Regions from separate parts of the Homo sapiens genome. Here region 2 is linked to region 1. The links are chromatin contacts, found by Hi-C or POLR2A ChIA-PET in ENCODE. All regions are on one chromosome and are shown on one strand. The core of a region is the stretch at or near the end of the contact, and the rest is flanking DNA. Distances in the headings are between cores, read along the strand shown. Region 1 overlaps RNF145 (ring finger protein 145). Region 2 has its middle 54 kb from the start of LINC01845.

Region 1 (3,489 bases), core at 400-2,899:
CTGTATGTGTAAAGCACATACTCAATTTTGAAGACTTGGTACAAACCAGGTTAACTTTTAATACATCTTGTTAACTTTTAATATAGATTGAATGTCTATATGATGATGTTTAGGATATGTTAGGTTATATAAAATATATTGTTGATTTCACTTGTTTCTTTTTACTTTTTGAAATGACACTAATAGAAAATTTAAAATTATATTTGGCTTACATTATAATTCTAATCTGATATAAAGGACTAGCAATAGACTAGTTGCTTGTTGAGTGTTTTGACTGTGGAATGAAAATGCCTTATAGGGTTTTCCTGTATCTTCTGATACAGGAAATTGTAGAGCAAAGGATGTAAGTTTCTTGTGAACTAGACAGTGGCCCCGAAAGTCTGTGTAGGATTTTCTTGGGTCCTGTTCAAGAAGGCCTTTTAGATGGATGAGAAGACCTCAACAGGGATTGACCTTCCAGATTCCCAGGAGCTGAGAAAAGAGCCAAAAATGGCCAGTTGAGGGTGTATACCAAGCACCAAGGGTACTGCTGCAGGTGAGAGAGCCACAGTGATAGGAACGGTTTCAGAAGAACCCATAAAAGGGTCCAGGGGAAAATAAATCAGTTTTAGATACCTCAAGTCTAGGAAGCACCAGTAACAACCACATCATTGTAAGAGTCCAGTTAAGTAGGAACCTGCCTACTTCCCTCCCTCTCCTTCTTCCCTACCCACTTCAATCCTTGGTAAGTCAGAGAGAGAGGGAGAAGTGCTAGGTCAAAAAAGAGAAAGAAGCCAGCCACAACCTCCCCACCTTCTCTCCCACTTGCAGGTTTTCTATCTTAAAGCATAAAGGTAAAAATTAATGCTTTCCCTAGAATGCCTGAACTCTAGAGTAAGGGATAAGTCTCAACTTTAAATCTGTTTGAAAGTTTCAGTTATTATTAAATTGAGACAGTAACCTAAGCTAGAGTAGAAAAGTTATGGGACTTGCCTTGGATTTTATCTAGGGGCAGGAAAACCACTAATCTCTACAGAGTGGATTTTAAAAGACAGCAGAGGACAAAAATAATGTTGCTTTATGACTATCGTTATGAGTTGGCATATTTATTAACGGTAACATTCAATAATGAAGATATTTGCCAAGTTAGAAAGCTTGTAAAGTTTTAGTTTATGATGCATATACTTGTATTATAAATATGAAGCATATTTCTTAAAACTCTTCTTATCAGTGGCCATGGTCTTCTGTTTACTTAACTAAGATTCAACTTTCCAAAGTCCATAAACTATTAAGGAGCATGTTTTCTTCCAACTTAGATTTTAAAATAATTTTCTGGTGTTTTTCTTCATTTCAGTAACAAACTTTTTTGAAAAACTAGGTAATTTTAATATGCCATGATTTCTTAGGGTTGCCAACCTCTTGGAGATATTTCTAATAGTGGAATCCTGAAATCTAAAGAGTACATTGGGATTTTGGTTTATGCAGAGTTAAAAGTTGAAATAGGCAAATCAGAAGACAAACAACTTATTCTTTTGGAACTTCAGGGGAAATTCCACTAACAATATGACTCCTTCCTTCTTTTACGTCAGCAGGAGTAGTCTTCTCTTAAATACGCCATATGAGTCATATTCTTCTATGAAAGAAGATAAAGGGAGCCTGTAACCCCAGCACTGAGCACCACATGTGCTGGCATAGACTTAAGGGAATTTTCAGAGCTTAGAGGAAGTTTACATTGTGCTCAACAAGGACATTTAAATTTCATAGCTATAAACACAGTGAAAGCCAGATCATTTGGTGGCCTCTTGTTTTCTATATAATTAGGAGTTTTTCTTTTCTTTATGCCTTTATGATTATTTTTCACATTACTTTAGTATCAGTTTTTTAAAGGCCAAAATTAATGCTTTGTGAGATAAAATACCGTATGTGTTTATGACATAGTAGATTGTTGTAAGTGTTTGGTCTTATGTAAAAATGGTTGACATTTTTGTATTTTTCTAACACAAATTGAATTTTCCTTATTCAAAATGCTTGGCACCAGAAGTGTTTTGGATTTCTGATTTTTTTACATTTTGGAATATCTGCATTATATTACTGTTTGGAAATCCTTAATCCCAAAATCTGAAATCCAAAATACTCCAATAAGCATTTTCTTGGAGCATAATGTTAGATTTTAGGGCATTTTGGATTTTAGATTTTTGGATTAGGAATATTCAACATGTATATGGATAGAATACAAACAAGTCCCAAATTTTCATTTTGGTTTTCATTGACAAGAAGTGAGAGAATATGATTAATTATTCTAAATTAATCTGGAAAATAACATTCAGTAATCTCCAAGAAATTCTGAAAGGAGCAATGAGAGAGGACTTGTCCAATCAGTATGATGGAGCAGGGTGGTACCATCATTAGAATAGATCACTGAAAACAAAAAGTAACAAGTTCTTATATAGACCTAAATATGTAAAAGATTTTGGAGTTTACTACAGTGGCATTTCAAATTAATGAGAAAGGAATGGATGATTCCAGTAGCCAGTTTTGAGATAACCAGCTAAACATGTACAAAAAACAAACTTCGATCTTTATTTTCTTATTCCACAATAAATCAAATGTATTAATTTTTAAGTTAAAATTAAAAATTAGCTAAAAATTACTAAAAGAAAATACAGCTATTTGTATAATCTTGAGTGGGGTAGCCATGTAATAAGCCATGGCACTAAAGGTGGGTACTATTAAGAAAAAAAATGGTTTGACTATTTTCAATACATACTTTTATAAGAGAATAAAGTTATTTAAAATATTAAGACAAGGGACATATTAGAAAAATGCAATCATGTGACTAAGGATTACTATTTCGATCAGGCAGTAGGATACGTATTCTAGCAGAAAAATGGGCAAAGAATGTGAACATTTCACCAAATAATTGCAAATGTTTTCATATACTTATTGATAATGTTCAGTGCTGTTAGTAACCAACAAAATGCCAATTTAAAAAATTTGGGAAATATTCCCTGTTCTTCCCATCTCTAAATTATACTCACTATGGCAAGTTAATAGAAAAATAGCCACATTATACACTGGTAAATTGTTGCTGGAGGGCAGTCTTGACAGTGTGTCAAAGTCTTTAAAAATGTTTTTTTCTGATTCAGTAATTCCTAGCCTAAGAGAATATTAGGAAATGTGTTCCAAGTAGTTTATACAAGGATGTCATAATGTAAAAGCTTATTCATACAAAGCATTTTATAATTATGGAATATTTGGAAAGGGCTAAATGCAAATATCATGTCACATACATTCAGTGTACCCCAGGGTGTTCTTAGGACTACCTTTGGGTTGTGGGATTATAAGAGACTGAGAGTTTCCCATTTTGTTCTTTGTATTTCTGTGTTTAATGTAATGATCATGCGTAATCCCCAGTGAGAAGAATTTATTTAGTTTTTAGTTTTAACTTATGATTTAGTTATTTGGGGCAGTTTACTTGGCCCTCCAAAAATAAAGATTAAAAAATTATCA
Region 2 (3,437 bases), core at 240-2,739, 230 kb before region 1:
ATCTATAGATAAATTATAAGAAATGGGATTTCTTTTATAATTTTGTGCATTTGCCATTTGCTTTTTTTTTTTTTTTTTTGAGGCAGTTTCTCACTCTGTTGCCGAGGCTGGAGTGCAGTGGATCAATCATAGGTCATTGCAGGCTCAAACTCCTGGATTCAATCAATCCTCCCACCTCAGCCTCCCAAAAGTACCAGGACTATAGGCATGAGCCACCACACCTAGATTTGTGCATTTGCATTTTTGTTATATGTTGTCAAATTGCCCTCTACAGAGATTATACCAGTTTACTCACCACAATCAAAGTTTAAGTGCGTCTTTCCCTCAGCCGCTTCTATACACTGTTATCAAATCTTGGGTATGGACCGATTTGGCAGATTTTTGAAATGCTATCTCAATGTGAAGGGGGTTTTTTTAGTGAATTTTTTTTTTTTTTTTTTTTTTTAGAGACGGAGTCTCACTGTGTTACCCAGGCTGGCCTCTAACTCCTGGGTTCAAGCCGCCCTCCCACCTCAGCCTCCTAAGTAGCTAGGGCTACAGGAATGCACCACTGCACCCAGCTTCAATGTGGTTTGAATTTTTATTACTCTTTTTTTAATGAATCTTTTCTGATGGTTAATAGCCATTTGTATTTTTTTCTCCGTAAATTAATACTTTAAGCTCTTTCTCATATACGTAAATTTTTAAAACATGCATACTGATTGTTTATAGCCATGAACATGCATAATGAAGGGTGGGAGAGAAACTCTAACCTCAATTGAGAGGCTGCTGCTGGCAAGGATGGCAGGCGGGTGGGACAGGGCAGACAGCAGAGACACAAAGGGATTATCGATGAGGGGGTAACATTTTATTTCTTTAAAAAAAAAGCACATGAAGCAAGAAAGAAAATTGAAAAAAAAAAAAAGGAAGCAAGGGAGGGAAAGAGAAGACAAGCTTTAAAATCAGTAAAGCTGGGCTTGAATCTCAGCCACAACACATGCTCTGTGGCCTTTCAAAGCTCTCATAACCTCTCTCATTCTCAATTTCCGCATCTCTAGGATGTAGAGAATTTAATGACTAAAGATAATCCATGTAAAACCATGATTAGCACATCATTGTTGCTAAACAGTCATATTACATTGTTAATTTGATTATTATTCAAATGTATATGATGCCTCAAGCCAAGAGAAAGGGTCTGGTGGCTTTTCCTGGCTCAACTACCTTTTTCCTGTTAGGTTTCCCCAGGGGGTAGCCTCTTGTTGGTGACATCATGCCAGCGGTTTCACCCTCTCTTGACTATTTTCCAAATGTCCTCCCCAGAGCTGCCCCTGTTGGTGTAACTGGCGTGACTGAGAGAAGCAAGGATGTGCTTGGGGTAGGGCTGGGAGGGGGAGTTTCCTCTGTGTCGCAACCACTGTTTCCAAAAGCTGTGACCTCTGTTAGCTGTGAGATTTTGTCTTCCTGTTGTGGCAACATCTGTAGAACCACATCCATGGTTTACCTGCAGCCTAAAACGCCCTGGCCTCGGAGGAAGCTAACACCTCTTTCTCCTTAGTTTGCATTACCTCAACAAGCAGTAGGCTGCCCCACCACACCCACCACACCCCAAAGCTTCTTGATGCCTTGTTTTTCCAAAGCCTCAGAGACACAGAAAAGTTATTCCTTTGCTGTAAACTCCTTTTATCAGAACAGAAATGATTAGAGCAATGAATTTGGTACACACCTTTTTCCCATCTTTGAATTATTTTCTGAGTTGAAATGGTTTCTATTCTTTTTCATTATTTTGATCCTAAAACATCAGAACACTAGAAAGGAGAGAAGAGACAAAGGAAGAAAAAGAAAAAAAGAGGATTGCCGAGGCAGAAAGAAGAAAAAAAATAGGGTTGAAACAGATGGTGTCCTGCCAGAGTCACCTCTTAGGCCCTGGAGACAAGCTCCAGAAATAATCTAAAGGCCTACGTTGGACACCAGGTCCTTCCTTAGTGGCTGAACCTTTGCTCTCAGAGACCAAATAGCTCTTGTATAGCTAATGCCCAGCTATAAGTGAGAGAATGCTGGGTGAGCTTAAAGGAACACCCCTTCTAATAACATCTGGAAGCTTCACCAAACCAGCAAAGACAATGTCCTTCAATTATAATTGCAGCGATGAACCAATAACCCATCAACCAAATCATGAACATCATGGAGAAAGGAATTACTGTTTTTCACAGAGGTGAAGATCGCTTTATCTTTGGCAGAACTGATCTGAAGGGAAATTGTAAGAGACATGAAATTTAACTTTCCTGGCATTTGTGAATATTTCTTCTTTTAATAACCTGGATTCCATGAAACCAGGAACCTCTTTCTGTAGCATCCCTTGCAGGCCTGCCATCACATTTACTGCCAGTGCCTCACCTCTCTTGCCTTCATCCAAATTTCCCTTTCATTGGCCTAGTTTTCTGGAGCTCTTTGCTGGGAGACAGACAACTGCCTGTTCTGAGAAACCATTCCATTCTAAAGTGATAATGGATGCTGCAATAGGTAGAATAATAACCCCTCCAAATATATCCATGACCTAATCCCCAGAATCTTTGAATATGTTACGACATAGCAAAGGGGACTGTGCAAATGAGATTAAGGTTAAGTACTCTGAGATTATCCCGCATTACCCAGGACAGCCTAATCCAACCACGAGTCCTTAAAAACGGGGTCAGTTTCCTTAAAAATGAGTCAGAGAGGTGAGAGGAAAGAAGAGTTTCTGACTTTGAAGATGGCAGAATTGGGCGTGAGTCAAGGAATTCGGGTGGCCTCTAGAAGCTGGGAATGTCCCTCAGTGATAGCCAGCAAGGAAACAACATCTCAGTCCTACAACCAGAGGAAATGAATTTTGCCAGCGACCTGAATGCGCAAGGAAAGAGATCCTCCCCTAGAGCTTTCAGAAGGCACATACCCCTGCTGACACCTTGATTTTAGCCCAGTGAGACCATGTCAGACCCACAGAACTGTAAGAGAATAACTTTGCATTGTTTAAACTACAATACTTGTGGAAATCTGGGGTGTTTTTTTTTTTTTCTAGCAACAGTGCTAACATGAGACTCAGTCAGTAGGGATTTCAGTTTGTTTTCTAAAGCAACCATTACGGTACAACGTGGGGGAAAAAATGTGTGCATTTTGGAGCAAGCAAGTTGTTTTGCCACAGTTTGTGGTCAGGTGTGTACACATTCATCTGTCCAATAAACATTTATGGAATGCCTACTATGTACTAGGCACATAGCTCCCTACACATATGCTTCCTTTTAGATCATATCTACATAAGTGGATTCAGTCAGCCAGCAAGTCAACAAATGTTCACTGAGCATCTACTATGTACTAGGTACAAGGACAACTCAATTGGGATTCACTGAAAGGTTCTTTAAGCTGTGTGCCTGGGGAGCCTGAGATTCCAAATTATGCAAAGTAAGATTGGAAGCAGACAGCAC

Evidence for each region. A loop is a pair of places that touch in the nucleus more often than their neighbours do. ChIA-PET counts read pairs that join two places held with the same protein, here RNA polymerase II (POLR2A). Pooled maps may share reads with other maps.
Region 2: a pooled map shows a loop between it and region 1 (5-fold over the local background). The contact joins two enhancer-like sites. A Hi-C loop is called at or near these places in 1 of 168 maps with a recorded cell type or tissue (K562), 4 of 37 single-sample maps with no recorded cell type and 9 of 50 pooled maps. POLR2A ChIA-PET finds 5 or more read pairs at or near these places in 1 of 52 experiments (activated B cell).

The regions. Positions count from the first base shown.
Region 1 is chr5:159,177,316-159,180,804 of GRCh38, reverse strand. All of the region lies in intron 4 of RNF145 (ring finger protein 145), which reads left to right. Among named protein-coding and RNA genes, the nearest start is that of RNF145, 30 kb to the left of the region's middle. Within about 2 kb of position 1,649, at least 12 of the 41 ENCODE cell types and tissues checked have a DNase peak (open chromatin) inside an H3K27ac peak, as active enhancers do.
Region 2 is chr5:159,410,448-159,413,884 of GRCh38, reverse strand. No RefSeq gene overlaps it. Among named protein-coding and RNA genes, the nearest start is that of LINC01845, 54 kb to the left of the region's middle. Within about 2 kb of position 1,489, at least 2 of the 41 ENCODE cell types and tissues checked have a DNase peak (open chromatin) inside an H3K27ac peak, as active enhancers do.